2 separate regions of the Homo sapiens genome follow, and region 2 is linked to region 1. A link is a loop called in an ENCODE intact Hi-C map of the cell type or tissue named here. Cell type or tissue: HepG2. All regions are shown on one strand. Links, peaks and the distances in the headings refer to the core of each region. The heading gives the core; the rest is flanking DNA. Region 1 overlaps RBPJ (recombination signal binding protein for immunoglobulin kappa J region). Region 2 overlaps RBPJ (recombination signal binding protein for immunoglobulin kappa J region).

What was found. A loop is a pair of places that touch in the nucleus more often than their neighbours do. Peaks named below come from ENCODE experiments on the same cell type or tissue, not always from the same donor. Only the 100,000 strongest peaks of a DNase experiment are listed, where the experiment ranks them.
Region 2: it touches region 1 in a loop (2.7-fold over the local background); 9 of 110 quality-filtered maps call a loop at or near these places.

What each region holds. Positions count from the first base shown.
Region 1 is chr4:26,324,002-26,333,135 of GRCh38, forward strand. All of the region lies in intron 1 of RBPJ (recombination signal binding protein for immunoglobulin kappa J region), which reads left to right. Among named protein-coding and RNA genes, the nearest start is that of RBPJ, 7.6 kb to the left of the region's middle. RefSeq lists an enhancer at 6,946-7,240. In HepG2, for the core only: a CTCF peak has its summit at 1,395; a DNase peak (open chromatin) is centred at 1,390.
Region 2 is chr4:26,369,428-26,378,561 of GRCh38, forward strand. The region is part of intron 1 of RBPJ (recombination signal binding protein for immunoglobulin kappa J region); the gene reads left to right. Among named protein-coding and RNA genes, the nearest start is that of RBPJ, 53 kb to the left of the region's middle. RefSeq lists enhancers at 2,943-3,443, 3,619-3,668 and a silencer at 3,240-3,534. In HepG2, for the core only: no CTCF peak of the experiment used is centred there; a DNase peak (open chromatin) is centred at 3,374.

The DNA of each region.
Region 1 (9,134 bases), core at 343-2,842:
TTTTTGGCATCTGGCTTTGTGATTATTTCCAAGTTACTCTACTTCCCCTGGGCCAGTTTCCTAACTATGTAGTAAAATGGGAATTATAATAACTTGCCACATCTGCACAGGATTGCTGTGCCTTAAGATTCGCAGAGAGCATCCTTGGATGAAAACTGTGGGGAAGGTCTAGGAATTGTTACTGAAATAAGCTAATGTGAAGTAGGTCATATTTTATAGGAAGTCAAATAGGAGGTTTTTAAGTTCTTGGCAAGACACAGTAGCGATAGTGGGATTTTTTAAAATCCCAAATATGTATTATAATATGGGTAATAAAACAGATACCTTTATTCCTGCCCCCCATAAACTTATAGGGAAAGGGACAAATAAAACAAATTACAGGGTGATGTGTCGTGTGTGAGTGTGTGTGTGTGTGTGTGTGTGTGGTGTAAGAGATTGAAGTTCTGTCAAACTCAAATGTAATAACATTATAAAATTATGGGATGCCTTTCCTCTTTTGTTTTCTGCATGTAGCAATATTCTATTTATTTATTTTATTTTATTTTTTGAGACAGGGTCTCACTCTGTGGCCAGGCTGGAGTTCAGTGGCACAATCTTAGCTCACTGCAACCTCCACCTCCTGGGTTCAAGCGATCCTCGTGCCTTAGCCTCCTGAGTAGCTGGGATTACCAGCGTACACCATCATACCTGGCTAATTTTGTATTTTTAGTAGACATGGGGTTTCGCCATGTTGGCCAGGCTGATCTCAAACTCCTGACCTCAAGGGATCTGCCCACCTTGGCCTCCCAAAGTACTGGGATTACAGGGGTGAGCCACCATGCCTGGCCTGCATGTAGTAATATTTAACAAATGGTAGTACAACATGCTTTCACTGGACTCTAAGCCAAGTCTGTTAATAGCAGTGATTAATTTTAAATATGCCTTATATTTTTTAGTGCTTTGTTATTTGCTCTTAAGAATAAATTCTAATAACCATGACTATAATTTCAGATTTGACTCTTGGCCTTAGAAAAGTGTTTTGCATTTGAGGAGCACTCTGTAGATACGTATTGACTGAATGAAACCTGTTGCTTCTCTGTTCTTGGTAGATGATACCATATTCCGTTTGGTTCCCAAAGCCACGATTCCTAATTCCTCTCTCACCAGCCTTTACATTTAATTACTGAGAACTGATCATTTTTCCTTCTAAAAAATCTCTTGAATTTGTTTCCCTTATCCTCACTGCCGAAGTTCATGCTGTCATTTCTCACCTGGTTTACTATGACGTACTGACAGCCTCTTTCTGCTTCTAGAGTCACCACCTTTATCCAGCTTCTACATGTAGCAGAGCAGTCTTTCTAAAGAGCAAATCTGATCACTGCTTAATCTAAAAACCTTTCAATGGCTCCCCCTAGCAGCGTTCATTAAGAGAGGCAACAGAGTGGAGGGTTATGAGCTCACATTTAGTGTTTAATCTGAACTGGGTTCCAATTCTGTCTCTGGCACTTAAAACCCCTGCCAGTTAAAACCCCTGTAACATTGACAAGTTAATCTCTTTATCAATTGCAAGATAATTATTCCTAACTCAGAAAGTTGTTGTGAAGATTAAATGAGATAATGTATGAAAGCATTTAGCAGAATTCCTGGCATGTAGCAAGTGCTCAAAAGATGTTAGCTACTGTGGCGCATAGGATCCTCCATAACTATTTCATCTGTCTCTTCTCCAGCTGAGTTGTTTGCCATTTTCTCTCCATAATCAGTGCTTCAGTCATATTAAAGTATTTTGACATCTCTGCATGAGCCCAGCAGTTTAATGCGTTCTTGTGTATGAAAAGTAATGATCCTTAGTAGGTTATTTCTCAAGACTAAGGGAATATTCTAACCAGATCTACCAGACTACAGTTGGTGCCTGGCTGTATAAATACTGTATATTTAATACAGTATTAAATGCTGTATATAATTCTCTTGGAAGCATGATACTAAGTTGTAATTATCACACCCAAATATTGTCACTTGGTGGCAGGTATCATTTATATTCTTATACTTAGAAGATTGTCTATCACATGATAGAGACTCAGCAAAAAGAATTTTTGAACATAGGACTCAGTGCTTTGAAATCTTGGTGCAACATGGTTCATGTGGCACAATTTTAAAATTGTGTGTGTGCTTGTGTGTATACAGTATATGTGTGTCTAATTCATATATATGTATAATTTATATATAGGTATTTGACTTTGGTTCTGTAAGGAGTAATTGCTGAAGTACCCAGAGGAATTGATATTTTCAGCCACAAGCAATCTCATAGCCCCTGAGAACATTATAGTAAGGCTCTTAGGCAAAAGTTTTTTTTTTTGATTATTAGAAAATACTACATTATATTTGTATAAAACTGACAAGTTTAAATTTCACTTTTGTTTTTTATATGATTGGCTGTCAGTGTTTATCAAAAGATTCCATTATTTTTAACTGTTTTCAGTACTAGATGGCTAGGGATGTATGTTAGATTAAACCGTAGAACACTGTAGACTGCTTTTTGGGGAATCCATGCCATAGAACCAAATAATAAGTTGATAATTTACATGGAGACTCAGGTCTCATGGACATATTACTGACAGATAATTTCTTTAAGCTTCAGGTTCTACCTCTATAAAATAGGGGATGATAATTATATTTTATCTGTCAGGCACATTGTGACTGTCAAATAAGGTAAATTTTGTGAAATAAGGTCAAATGAAACAGTGTATGTGTAAGTGACTTGTAAACAGTAAAGCGTTCTATACAAATATTTTAATTACTATAAGAATCAGTTTCCTCTGGTAACCTTTCATCTTGAGCAGGGCTCAAGATGGACTTTTTATACTGCAAGCTGTGGTTTTGTGGGTCATGTTTTAGGAAGGCAGCAATGTATTTGGTGCAGAGGACCGCAACCCTTGAAATATGTGCTTTGGCATTTTAAGCAGACATATTTGTTAAATTACTGCTTGACCACGAATGTTGTCATTGAGTCACCCCCAGCTTTTTGGGGTCTATTTCTTACTGCTCTCTTCTCTGCTTGGGCAGCTGTAACAATGTAGGAATGTTGAATGTCTAGCTGCTACTATCTCTCAGACTCTTATCCTGCCCACAGTTCTGTATGCCTCTTAGGCCTGGCACAACATCATGGTGTTGCTTATGCCTCATTAGACCTGCTGCTTAAGGGAATTAAATGATACCCTAATGGTCTAAAAAGGGTAATGTATTTCCGAACATGTCATATTTACTGTAGGAGGTTGGGGAAGGCGTCACAGGCACTGTAAGTGGTAGTAATTACCTATCCGTATAGATATTTGTGTAATTTTGTTGTGTTGAGACAATGCATAATGGTAAGTTTGAGAGCTTTTCAGTCATATTGGTGAAGTTTACGGCAATCTTGGGAATATTTATACTATTTTAAGTTTACAAAAAATAAAATATAGAAAACACATTTTTTTAATGCATTCTGAGTTGCAAAAGCCTTGCAATGAAAACTGCATCTATTTGATGTGAAGCAGAATACACTAGAGAATCAAGTTGACCCTGGAGGTTTTTTTTTTTTTTTTTTTTTTTTGTATTCAGTAGTCTTAGCCTAAGAGCTAATGATTATCTGTGCATTGTTAATGAGATGATAATCAGAGTTGTAAGTGATAAGAGTAGTTTCTCATAAAAAGTTTACATAACAGGAGAAAAAATATTTAATGTTGGGCGCAGTAGTAGCTCAGGCCTGTAATCCCAGCACTTTGGGAGGCTGAGGTAGGAGGATGGCCTGAGCCCAGGAGTTTGAGGCTGCAACGAATGGTGATCATGCCACTGTACTCCAGCCTGGGTGACAGAGAAAGACCCTGTCTCAAAAAAAAAGTTTTTCACTCTATAAAACTTTTTTATAAGTATGATATTGTGTTATAGAAGTACAGTATTGCTTTATGAAATATAAATGTAATATTGTAGTTTTTTTAAAATAATGTGAACAGTCTATTATGGACATAGCTTAATTTCCTCCAGTACAAACTAGCTTTAGACTGGTTTGCATAAATAGAACAAAGGTATATGTTCCCTTTTGGAAAACTGCAGATCTGCAAAGATTGTGCCTGATTTTGCCAGCATGTTTTTTCACATCTTTTTTTTTTTTTAATTTGATAACATTTTTCATGCAAAAAATTACCTAGATCTGTACAAAGCTCCTAATCCATACACCATTTGGAGTAAGCAGAAACACTGGGGTCCTAAGACATGTAGGAGGGGTGTTAAGGAAAATGTTAATAGTATAACCATGCTTTAGTGGCTCTCCTTTTAGTATTGTTTTAATAACAATATATTTATTAAATAAGCAGTTGAACACTTATTAGGTATAAGACACTCTTTGTGCTGGTCCTATAAAGATGGCTAAGAAATGGTTTGGTGAAGCTCATGACTTGGTAGAGTGTACACAGGTAATTATTGTGTAAGGGAGATTATGGTAAGTGCTGTAACCGATATTTAGTGTTGGTGGGAACACAGATGTAAATGATTATCTTCATTTGGAGTTCATAGAAAAGGTGAGAGTTGATAGGGAGTGATGGGAAATTAAGCTGGAAAAGTAATTGGGAGCCTCTTGGAAGACCTTGAGTGCTAACCTGATTATTTGGTTTTTTGGCTGGTTGGTGTTTTTTAGAGACAGTCTCATTGCTCTGTTGCTCAGCCTGGAATACAGTGGCAAAGTCGTACTTCACTGCAGCCTCAACCTCCTGGGCTCAAGGGATCCTCCTGCCTCACCCTCCCCAGTTGCTAGGACTATAGGTGTGTGCCACCAAACCCAGGTGTGCGCCAGCAACCCCAGCTAATTTAAAACATTTTTTTTGTACAGACAGCCTTGCTATGTTTTCCAGGCTGGTCCAGAGCTCCCGGGCTCAAGTGATCCTTCTGCCTTGGTCTCCCAATGTGGTGTGATTATGGATGGCCTAAGGTGATTATTTGAATATTAATCAGGGATACAGAGGACAAGGGTAAGGTATTGAGGTTTTTGTTTGTTTGTTTGTTTTGACGGAGTTTTGCTCTGTTGCCCAGGCTGGAGTGCAATGGTGCGATCTTGGCTCACCGCAACATATGCCTCCCGGGTTCAAATGATTCTCCTGCTTCAGCCTCCCGAGTAGTTGGGGTTACAGGCATGCGCCACCACTTTCAGCTAATTTTGTATTTTCAGTAGAGACGGGGTTTCTCCATGTTGGTGAGACTGGTCTCGAACTCCTGACCTCAGGTGATCCACCCGCCTCAGACTCCCAAAGTGCTAGGATTACAGGCATGAGCCACCGTTCCTGGCGGCATTGAGGGTTTTAAGATGAGGTAGGGCTGGATGTAAACAGTGTAAAATAGATTGGAATTGGTGGACACCATAAGAGAAATATAATCAAAATCTGATTTTGGTGGTGGGCCTAGGAATGAATAGGCCAAGAAGCTCTTTTTGAGGCAGGGTGATGTAGGGAACTTGGGAATAATTGTACTGTAAGTCACTAAAATAAGTTTGTGGCTATGAGCATTTCACTTAAGCTAGGTCTTTTCCTTTGTCTAAAAAATGGAAGAAAATAATACCTCATGGTATTGATGTGAGGATTAATAAGAGATAGAAAATGCCTACTGGGCCGGCTGGGCGCGGTGGCTCACGCTTGTAATCCCAGCACTTTGGGAGGCCGAGGCGGGCGGATCACGAGGTCAGGAAATCGAGACCATCCTGGCTAACACGGTGAAACCCTGTCTCTACTAAAAATACAAAAAATTAGCTGGGCGTGTTGGCAGGCGCCTGTAGTCACAGCTACTTGGGAGGCTGAGGCAGGAGAATGGCATGAACCCGGGAGGCGGAGCGTGCAGTGAGCCGAGATCACGCCACTGCACTCCAGCCTGGGCGACAGAGTGAGACTCTGTCTCCAAAAAAAAAAAAAGAAAATGCCTAGCTTGGTTCTGGTAATAGTAGGTGCTCAATAAATAGGTTCTCCTTACCCCTTTTCTGAAGTGTGGAATTTAAAGGGTAAGATGGGAGTGGGGTACACCCCCTTCAGAAGGGAGGGTAGGAAAAAACCTGAAATTAAAACCTGGTGATAAAATAATCAGAAAAGGGAAAGTTCTGAGTAAGGTGAACAGATACAAGAGAACCTTTTTAACAAAGTGTTGTGCTTATTGTAGGTCTTTAATAAATGCTGGATGCTTATTTTTGCATACTTCTGTTACACTTAACATTGTTCTGCAATTATATAAATTTATCTGTAATTGATTGTTTAATCTGTCAGTGAGCTTCATAAGAAAAGGAGCAATTATTTTACTTACCTTGCACAATTGTGGAGCACCTACCATCTGCCAGAATGTTATTTGCTGGATGAATATGGCTTGAGCAGATTTGGTAATATATAACACTTGCCACTAGGTGGCTCTTGGTCTTGATAAAGCTGACATTCAGCATAGATAGGTTTTTCTACCTAGAAACCCACGTAGAAACTGACCCCCGGATTATATTCACTTTTTTGCCTTTTCTGTACCTATATTTTTTGAAGTGGAATATGAAACACATATCATATAGAAAACTCATTTAGACTGTTGAAAATTAGAAAAGTGTAATGCCTTTAGAATATGTCCTGTAGAAAGAAGCAGAATGGAAGCTCAATGAAATTCACAAGTGAACAAAGCACATTTCCCCATCTCTCAATGTGCTTAAAGTGAGGCATGATGGTTTGATTTTAGGCATTGTTTTTTGTTGTTATGACTGCGTAAATTGCTTTAAAGGAAGATATTGTGAGGATTTGTTTCTCAGAGGATTTGATGAACGATGATGAAGCGTGGTGTGTACTGATGCTAGGCTATGATTCTGTGTGCTCTTATTTGTATTGTACTCTTCCTATTGAGAAGTAACATACCATCTAATGGTAACTTACATAACATAGAAAGGTAACTACATCCTGTGTGACACGTGTGATATATATTATTAAATCCATTAGATTCAGGAAATTTTAGAGCCAGAGAAGACCTTACTAATCATATATTCTAAAAGTACCCATTCATTTACACAGACAGGTTAGATAATGGCTGAGACACATTCAGTGACTGAGCTAGTTCCTGGTTTGTTTTAGGGGGAGGGGAAGGCCTGTGTTAGTCTTTTGTTTTTGAAACAGGGTTTGCTGTCACGTAGGCTAGAATGCAGTGGTGCTGTCATGGCTCACTGCAGCCTCAATCTCCCGAGCTCGTAATCATCCCACTTGAGCTTCCTGAGTAGTTGGGACTAGGTGCACGCCACCATGCCTAGCTGGGTTTTGTAGAGACGGAGTTTTCCATGTTGCCCAGGCTGATCTTAAACTTCTGGGCTTAAGGGATCTGCCGGCCTCAGCCTTCCAAAGTGCTGGGATTACAAGTGTGAACCCCTGTACCCAACGTTATGTTTTTTTTTTTCCCATACCTTTCTATTTATCTCACTCAGCTGCCTTTTAATGTTACATGCATTTTTAAAAAATAGCCCTTTTTCTCATATGTGCAGACTTAGAGCAAGACTGTAAATCCCTCAGCACCCAAGCCTTGATGGGTAGAGTGCGGCGGCCAGTGTTGCTTCATTAAATGGTCAGCTCGGAGCCTGCCTGCTCTTTCCTCGTTTGCTGTGTTCCTGTTTTTGGTGCTGCTTATGATCTTTGTCTTGTATTTCTAACTGACCAGGTGGCCTCTTCAGGAACATAGTTGTCCTCCTCACTGCACACCTCCTTATCCACTCTGCTTCAGTTGCTCCTACTCGAGAACTGGCTGGACGCAGTTACCTCTGGCTTACTCCAGTCTCTGCCTCTTTTCTCTCTAGCTTCTTGGTTATGCCACCTGCAATAAATTGCAGCTGGCTGTTTCCACAGCCTCTGGAAGGGAAGATGGAAGGACAGAGGAGAGTGAAAAGAAAGAAGGCTGTCATACAGAGAAGAGAGGCTACAACTTGAAATTTTATACTGAAAGATGATCTGGTTTATGAACATGATGATGATGTGTGTAGTGAATTTTTTCTAGTGTATATGCCAAGGCAATATTATTCTCTTGACTATGGGATTCATTAAGTCTGTTGTATCTGTCATCCATGCTTATCCACATGTCAAGGAAGTGAATTAATTTCAGCATTCCCAAGATAGAAGTGATAGTATATGGTAATTTACTTACAGCTTATAATAATGAGTGTCATTATTTGATTAAATGGATATTACTAATTAATGGGAGTTGCCATGTCACTATTGTAATGTTAAAAAAAAAAAGACCTTTCAGAGGTTATTTCATAATTATTGGTAAGTAAGCCATTCTTTGTCCTGGCCTTCCTCCCATGTATTCAATGTGATATGTACACTTTGCACACAGGATTTACTGACATGTCATTTACTTAAACAGCAGTTTCTTAGGTACCCTAAGTCCTGGAAATTGTCAGTTGCTTAAATAATTAAATACAAATAAATCAGCTGTCCACCTAAGCTACCATATACATTTTTGTTTAAATTCTAATGTAATTTAAAAGGCATTTATTTAATTTTTAGCTTGTTTTCATAGTTATTTCAGGGAAATGACCATCTTGATATGGAAATTTTTCTTAGAAATTAATTGATTTCACATCTGTATAAAATAATCATCTTGATTATTTTTCTTGTTGGAAAAGTAATGTTTGTTATAAGAAATTCAGAAGTTATTTATTTACTTCTTGAGACAGGGTCTCGCTTTGCTACCCAGACTGGAGTGCAGTGGTGCCATCATATCCCACTGAAGCCTGAAACTCCTGGACTCAATCCTTCCATGTCAGCCTCCCAGGTAGCTAGGGCTACAGACACTCGCCACCAGTCTTGGCTAATTTTTGTATTTTTTGTAGAGACGGAGTCTCTCACTGTGATGCCCAGGCTGGTTTCAAACTGCTGGTCTCTGGTGATCCTCCCACTTTGGCCTCCCAAAGCACTGGGATTACCAGCATGAGCCACCATGCCTGGCCTCAAAAGTTACTTAAGTATATTGTGTAAAGTGAGCCACTATAGTCTTATACCAGGAAATAATCACTGTTAACAATTGGGAGTACCTTTGACCCTTGAACAACACAGATTTGAACTGAGTGGGTCCACTTATATGTGGATTTTTTTCCTCCAAACTTGGATGGAAAATACAGTATTCATGGGATGCAA
Region 2 (9,134 bases), core at 2,204-4,703, 47 kb after region 1:
TTCCTATTTTACAGAGACGGAAGCTCTAGAATAACTATAAAAGTGTTGGGATTTTTTCTTTGTTTGTTTTTGTAGAAAAACCTGGATTTTGAGGAAGCAAAATGTGGAAAGAGTTTATGTAATAATTCACCAGATTTTTCTCACAGTGGTAGATATCCAAGTGTGAGATTATTTGATTGTGATCTATGCTCATATTCCACAGAAGAAAAGCTCTGTATTTCAACTAAAACATTTCCATATTTGGGGCTGACCAGATTTGGTTTGTTAGGAGGTGGACAGTTGCCCTTTTATGGTCACTAGATACTCCATTGCTCTCTTTTATTTCTCTTCAACTTGGTGGCTGTGACACTCCCTCAAACAATCTTTTCTTTCTCTTTTTTTTCACTGCTCTTTTGTACTCCAGTGTTCTCTGCTTTCCTCCCTCTCTCTTCCAACCTACCAGCCCCTTTCTCTCTCTTCTCCTCCCATTCCTCATTTACATGCAGCCTGAACAAACCAAAGAGTTTGCTGTACATTCTGCCTGTAAAAGAATAGTATGTGAACATTGCTTTTGAGTCAGCGAACTGGGCAGGTCAAGTGAGAAGTTATCTGACCAACAAGGATCAAGTCAGGAGGATGCTGGGAATAGCATAAATCTTAGATCTTAGGAGATTGTCCAAAAAGGAGAGAGCTGATCCAGGATGAGTAGTAGTTTTCAGAATAAAGGCCTTGTCAAATATAATAACTGGACCAGTGGTTTTAATTTTGGAGAAATGCTAGAACCAAACCAAAACATTGATAAATAATAGGAAAAATTAACAGTTAGAATGACTCCCTTTCAACTTGATTTTTGTTCCAAAGTTCAAATTTTTACTTAGAATTAAGGTTTTCTTTTCAATCTGAAATTCTTCTTTATATCCTGAGCTCCTAACATTTTAAAAGCACAGGTAATCAATTTGTTAACTAATAACATTATGTTTAATAATGTCATTATTTTCTTAAACACAGTGGTATATTATTGTTACTATAGTAAAGAATTGCCTGGGTGTAATTGCTGGAGATCTGAACATGGTGTATCACATTTTCCAATCAATTAGTTTTAGACTCAACAAAACTACATCAGGGAATTTGTAAGGTGTATTGAGAGACTCCCATTTAGATCTTGATACCACTTCTTTATAGAATCTTTCAAAAATGTGGATTATCACTTCCTTGAAGTGGCACCATGCTTCATTAAAGAACATTGCTTGTGGAGCAAGTAATAACAGTAAGCTATAGTGTTGTATCTTTGTAGGGCATTCTCCATAGGAAAGATAGTTCTATCAGTTTTAGCTACCTGAATTTGGTAAAATAGTTCCCTTTTCTCTCCATTGTAAAATTTGAAAAGTTAGGGTCTGGGTACACTGGCTCACGCCTGTAATCCCAGCACTTTGGGAGACCGAGGCCGGCAGATCACGAGATAAGGAGATCGAGACAATCCTTGCTAACACAGTTAAACCCCGTCTCCACTAAAAATACAAAAAATTAGCCGGGCGTGGTGGCGGACGCCTGTAGTCCCAGCTACTCTGGAGGCTGAGACAGGAGAATGGTGTGAACCTGGGAGACAGAGCTGGCAGTGAGCCGAGATTGCGCCACTGCACTCCAGCCTGGGCGACAGAGCGAGACTCCATCTCAAAAAAAAAAAAAAAAATTGAAAAGTTAATGTCAACTTACAATTTTTTTCTCCATCGTGGAAATTAACTTAAACATTACAGATCAGTTTTTTTAAATCATCATTTAACTGTGCTTTAATCATGTTAAATTGTAATTGATCTAAATAATAATGTAGTTTAATAGATAAAATTCCATAATAATCTTTTTGTTTTGGTTGCATGTGTTTTAACAGATGACTTGCTATTACAGTTTATTCATATAGTGAGCACCTACTGCATACAGATTTGTATTTGAGAACTCAATATTGTACACACATGAGTCATCTTGAACGTGAATAATACAAGCTTATAACTTTGGCCATATTTCTCTAATGGGCATGTATGCTATTAAGAAAAAATACTGCCCAGGATTAAAAGTTATAGCCTAAAATATTGAGTGTGCATTTCCAGTTTATTGTGGAAACTAGTTGGCATTTTTTTTTCTCAGCACAAATACAGTGGTATGACATTTTCTTCATTGCTAGGTTACTTAGTTATAATTCTTTAGGAGTCTGAATTTGAGTGATCTCTACAGCTGTTAACACAGATTTCCCTGGTTTATTTCACCTTATGCTATTGCTTCATATTCTCAAATTGGAATATTACAGTATTTCATCCTTGGGATTCAACAGTTTTGGTTTGCTGAGAAATCAATTACAGGTTAAGAAGTGATTTCTTTGAAACATTAAATAATGATAGGTGGTTTGTTTACTGGGAAAAGAGAATAAATGTTATCAGTGAATTGGGATAAAGTCATTATTTTGGAAAGGCAAAGAATATAAGTAGTTTATGGAACAGAATATGGCTTCCTTATTTGTTTTATATGTGGGGCTCATTATCTTTAACCTTTGTTGATCATTGTAGAGTCAGGAATGAGGGAAACCCTCACCTTGTGGCTTTCCGACCTTCGTTTTTCCTTTTTAAATTAGAAATAATGCTGCCTCTCAGGATTGTTAATGATACTTAAATGAGAATACACATAAGGAGATGTATTTTGTCTATTGCTGTCTCGTTTACTTTGCTATATGAAGCCAGTTGAGGAAGCTACAGGTATAAGTGGCAATGAGACTTCATCTAATCTTACAGATTTAGAGAATGGAGATAGAGAAGATAATTTGGAAATCCAGTTGATGGAATTTGTTAGTGAACTGCCTGTGGTGGAAGGCAAGATGAGGGAGGAGATCAGTAATACTAGTGCTGTAGACAGTAGAGACACCACATGACTTTAGGAAACATGCCTGTGCAGAAGTTGGTGAGAGGAGGAATATTAAGAATTAAATAGCTACAGTGGAGCTCATCTTTAAAGAAAAACTAGTCTCTTGTTTCTTAATTAAGCAATTTGACGTAGGGCGATTGACTAGACAGTTAACTAGTAAATTAACTGTAACACAACACCTTTGCAGCTTGTACAATTTGAGTTCATACATAGCATAGCAAAGTATCAAGTAAATACATAACATGAATGACTCAAAACTCTGAAAATCGTGTCCACTTCCTAGGGGCCTTGTTCTTGTCTTCTGCATTGCCACCCCGACTCACTCTCTCAAGGCTTTCCCTCCTATACTAGTGTTTCCATAAGTTACTGATGATGTGTACTTTAATCAGTGCTTGGTGATCTGGCCAGTCTCAATTCCAAACCTTTCCAAAGGCAAACATTGTCAGATGTTTGTAGAAGCATTAATGAGCTTGTAGTATTACCCAAGGCAAAGCAGCTTGCAGTTAGATCTTGCACCATCAAGCCTTGTGCTCCTGTGCTGTTTTTTTCCCTTTCAGAGCCTCATGGCCTCCTGTGAGGCTTGAGTGAGCAGATACTAGCTGGTGGGCCTGCTCTTTTGGTCCTAGCAATGCAGGAAGGCAACGTGACAGCTTAATGGCTCAGATACACGTTGGCAGAAAGCCAGTAAGCTTTGTATTGTGGTTAAGACCGCTTCTTCAAAGTGGTTTTCATTTTTACCACAAATGTAGGTTTGATCATTATAATGTAAGTTACAATTCAAAAGAAGAAATGTATTGCTTTGTATTAACACTCAAGCAAAAAAGGCATTTCCTTTTTCATGTAATGGTGTTACATAAAATGTTTTGGAAATCTCTTCTCCCCCATTCTGAACATAGGAATTTTGATTCCCATCATTTTATTTTAGTTTATTGCATTATTTTTAAACTCGTGTAGAATATCTACAATGTCCTATTTTATATGTGTTTAAAAGTGGCAATTGTCATCTTTAATTTTTTCCTTAGGGGCAGGCTTCTCTGAAGTAGCTTAACCCCTTATAAACCTGACTGATGGTCTTTCCTTTGTGCATTAGGCCTTATTCTGAAGGGCTCCATAAATGCTCTGGTCTCTGTTATTGAAAAGGAAAGATGCACTGCTGGATTCAAGTACATGAAAATACCAAACTGTGTGTCAAAGGCTTGGCTGCTAAGAAATTGGCCAAACATGGTTTGATGGAGGCTGGACTGGTACTGTGTCTGTGTAATTTCTACCAACAGAAAAAAGAACACAAAACCTCTTCATTAAATGGAACTCTATGTAGATTCATGTTCTTTTTCAATTTAGAAAAAAAGCGTTCTTTGCAGAATTCTGATTGATAGTGTAAGCCGTACATTCAGAAGACTGTCACAGTCCCTACTGCAATTGTAACATAGTGCTCTTGTGCAGGAAAAATGCAAGAGAAATTGTTTCAGCATCAGATTTATGACATACATATATGTGCACACACAAGTGTCTTTATGTGTGTATGTATGTAGTCAAGGTGTGGCACCCATAACAGATGTCTTTAGATTTCCTGAATTTTGTGTTTACAGCTTTATTTTTTACTTTTTTTTTTTTTTTTTTTTGGAGATGGAGTCTTGCTCTGTCACCCAGGCTGGAGTGCAGTGGCACGATCTTGGCTCACTGCAGCCTCCGCCTCCTGGGTTCAAGCGTTTCTCCTGCCTCAGCCTACTGAGTAGCTGGGCTTACAGGTGCCCGCCACCGGCTTACAGGCGCACACCACCATGTCCAGCTAATTTTTGTATTTTTAGTAGAGACGGAGTTTCATCATGTTGGCCAGGCTGGTCTCAAACTCCTGACCTCAGGTGATCCACTCGCCTCGGCCTTCCAAAGTGTTAGGACTACAGGCGTGAGCCACCATGCTCTGCCATGTTTACAGCTTTAGAAAACATTTTCTTACTTCTAGTAATCAAGGAAAAATTTACTCTTTACCCTTGCAAAATTTAGTCAGTACTGAAGGTTTGGGAAGGTAATGAAAGAAAGTTTCCTTTCAGATTTTTTGTTGCCTCCCTCACTCACACTAAATCAGTGCTATATCATAGAAGGTTTTAGGTCAGTTAGTGCACTTTACAATTCTGTCATAAAAATTCATATCCGGTCACCCTTTTCTTTTTTTTTTTTTCGAGATGGAATCTCGCTCTGTCACCAGGCTGGAGTGCAGTGGCACCATTTCGGCTCACTGCAACCTCCATCCCCCAGGGTTCAAGCAATTCTCCTGCCTCAGCCTCCCGAGTAGCTGGGACTACAGGTGCGCACCACCATGCCCAGCTAATTTTTGTATTTTTAGTAGAGACAAGGTTTCACCATGTTGGCCAGGATGGTGTTGATCCCTTGACCTAGTGATCCACCTGCCTCCCAAAGTGCTGGGATTACAGGCGTGAGCCAGTGTGCCCGGCCCCTGGCACTCTTTTCACAACATAGTGTCCATAATTGAAATGCAATTAAATTCTGTCCTAATGCAGAGTACGTGGAAAATCATGAACATTATAATCTAGTTAACAGAGTACGTGGAAAATCATGAACATTATAATCTAGTTAACATTTTGAACTGAATTTACCAGTATATGAACTTGTGCAAGGTAGTTTCTAAGCTGGTTTCCTCATCTGTATGATGAGGATAATAATAACTACCTGGTAAGATTGATGTGAGGGCTGGGCACGGTGGCTCATGCATGTAATCCCAGCACTTTGGGAGGCTGAGGCAGGGGGATCACCGGAGCTCAGGAGTTTGAGACTAGCCTGGGCAATATGGTGAAACCCTGTTTCTGCAAAAAAATACAAAAATTAGGTGGCCATGGTGGCTCGCACCTGTGGTCCTAGCTACTGGGGAGTAGGATCACTTCAGCCTGTGGAGGTTGCAGTGAGCCGAGATCATGTCACTGCCCTCCCGCCTGGGCGACAGAGGGAGACCCTGTCTCAAAAAAAAAAAAAAAAAAAAAGAATAATGTGGGTATGATGTGAGATACGCATGCAAAGTATGTAATATAATGCCTGCCCTCCAGTAGCTGCTATTGTAATGTACTTCATATGGATAGGGACAGTGTTTCTTATTTGCTGCTATCTGTTCCAAGTGTCTAGTGTGGTACCTAACACCTAATGGGCACTTACATGTGTGTTGAATAGTGAAAGGGAAAAGGAACCAGAATCTAGGAGAACAGTTAATTATTACCATTCTCCCTCATTCCTCTTCATCTCAGTTTTAGGTGAAATAGGCAAAAGAATTTCACTACTTAAACAATTTGAAGTGAGGGTGAGAAATAAGAGAGAAAATGCAAGGAAGAAAAAACTGTGTGACGTCTTCTATGTACAAGCCAGTTTTCCATAATCACATTGTGGATTTTCCATGGAAGATGTTCAGTCCCCATCAGTCTTTGTTGGGACGCACACAAAGCAGGCACGAAGCCCATCATGTAGCAAGTCAGGGGAAAGGGATGCTTGCTGCGTGCTCTCTGGCCGCCCTTCCTAGGGAGGCGTGGATTCTAGAACAGACTTCACTATGCTTCTCTCTCCTTTTGTATCCTTACCTTGATGGTAATAGGAACCATTTATATTCATACATATACTCCTCAGGTTCCTTTTTATCTCCTTTTTATTGCTAGTTTTGACAACTACTTGTCTGTTTTTTCTGTTACTGGGCAGCTGGAGCCACCTGACCTGGCACTAACATAGGACCCTTCACAGCTGAGCTTAGTTATCCCTCTCTAAGCCATAGTTTAAGGACAAACTAAATATATTTTTTTGTGGTAAAATATACATAATGTAAAATTAACCATTTTAACCAATTTTAAGTTTGCAGTCCAGTGACATTAAGTACATTGATGTTGTGAATGTACTTAACCATCACCACCATCCATCTCCAGAAATTTTCATCCTCCCAAACTGAAACTCTGTGCTCATTTAACAATAACTCTCCATTCTCCCTTCCCCCCAGGTCCCTGGTAGCCACCAATTTTTCTGTCTCCATGAATTTGACTACTCTAGGACCTCATATAAGTGGAATCATATAATATTTGTCCTTTTGTGTTTGGCTTATTTCGCTTAGCATGTCTTCAAGGTTTATTCATGTTGTGTTGTAACATATCAGAATTTCCTTTTCAGGCTGAATCATATCCCATCATATGTATGTATGTACCACATTTTTGTTATCCATTTGTTCATTGTCAGTGTACATTTGAGTTGTTTTCCACCTTTTGGCTATTGTGAATAATGGTACTATGAATATTAGTGTACAACTGTCTTTTAATTCCAGCTTCTGTTTTTTCTGAGTATATGCTCAGGAGTGGAACTGATGGATCATATGGCAATTCTGTGTTTAGTATTTTGAGGAACCATACTGTTTTCCATAGTGGCTGTACCATTTTACATTCTCACTAGCTATATATGAAAGGTTCCACTTTTCCCCATATCCTTGCCAACCCTTGTTACTTTATTGTTATTGTTGTTTTTTGTTTTAAATCAGAGCCATCCTAATGGGTATGAAGTGGTATCTCATGGTTTTGATTTGCATTTCCCTAATTAATGAGGTTGAGCATCTTTTCATGTGCTTATTGGCCACTTGTGTATCTTCCTTAGAGAAATGTCTATTCCTTTGCTCATTTATGAACTAAGTTTCTTTGTTGTTGAGCTTAGGAGTTCTTTATAAAATCCTGTATCGATATTTGATTGTATGTATTTTTAAGGCAGTATAAATATATACTTGTTTTGAAGGGACCATTTCGGTTTCACAGTATTCATTAGATTAGGTATCATTCAGTAATCCAGCCTTGAAAGAGTAGTAGTGGGCTTACTCAGTGCTGGACACTATTATAGTGCTTTACATATATGAACCTTTTTGATTAGAAGTACATTTATCTGTGTTTTCCATTGAAGAAACTGAAGCACAGAGAGTTTGAGTAAATTTCTTGCTCCAGGTCACACCGCTAGCTTGCAATAAAGCCAGGATTTCAATTTAAGCAACCTAGTTCCTGAGTCCATGCACTTAGCCTGTATGATAAACTTTGTGTGTGCTCTCATCAAGTGACACTTTTCAGGTCTTGAACACTGCTTTCCCTCTCCCAAAGATTTATCTTACTTTTTCCAGTGGCCAAACTAGAAGGCAGACAAAATCATCAGGGAACTGTGACTGAAATTCATAAAGGCATGTGTGCCATTTTAAAGGCAGTTCATAAGATGAAGTGAGGCGTCTGAAGGAGTTATTAGTAACAACTGAATAAACACTTGGAACCTCTTTAAAGTTTCATTGTATTTCTCTTTGTGGAAAACCCTTAGGTTTGATGTGATTCTTTGTTTGAGTCAGGCATATATTTTCTAAAATGGTTTCCCTAGTGAAATTTGCTTACTGAGACATTTTTTTCTGTAAATTCTTTACTTATCTGCCTTTCTCTGTTTTTATTTTAAGCCACTTGTATTCTAGAGTTGGTGCTTGAGTGGTCATCAGTTGATGTGTAGAGAATGCAATTTTATCTTGTGTCTTGTAGTTTACCTAAGCCAAACTTAATTGGTAAGACAAAACAAAACTTCTTTGTCAAATTATATAATGCATTTTAAAGCAAAATACAATCTTTGCTGCTGCCCATTATCACTAATAATCACGTGTAGGGTGTGTGGGTTTTATGTATACACTGCGGAAGGGGAGATGAGAAATGTAGACCTCATTTCTCTTTCGAAGTTGATGTTACTAACTGGGTGACTTTTTGCTGTGTGTCCTTAGTCTCCTTTAATCTGGGCCAGTTCCTCAGTTTTTTGTTTCATTTTGTCAACTGTTCCACAGTTGGGGTTTGTTCCTCAATTTGGCTTGTTCCTTATGTTTAGATTCTGGTTCTGTGTTTTTGGCAGTAATAGAGTATGAGAGAAGTGATGGTGTATTCTTCTTAATGTACCATATCAGGAGGCATTTGATGTCAGTTTGTCTCATTCAGTCTTGATATATGAAATTGGAGTAGTTTGCCCCAGAGTCTGATTGCCTCTCTTTTTTTGAGGCCATAGATTTAAAAAAATTCTTTTTGAGGCCATACTCTTCATTTAAGGCTTTCATATGAGAAGTTAATGGAGACCCGTATTCTCACAGCTTACTTGTGCTGTCTGGGTAGTGGGGCTTGTGTTAGAGATTTAACCCAGGGGAATCCCTCTCCAGGTATGGATATTTGGAAAGACATTAACTAAACCTGGAAACAATATTGGAGGTACCTAAA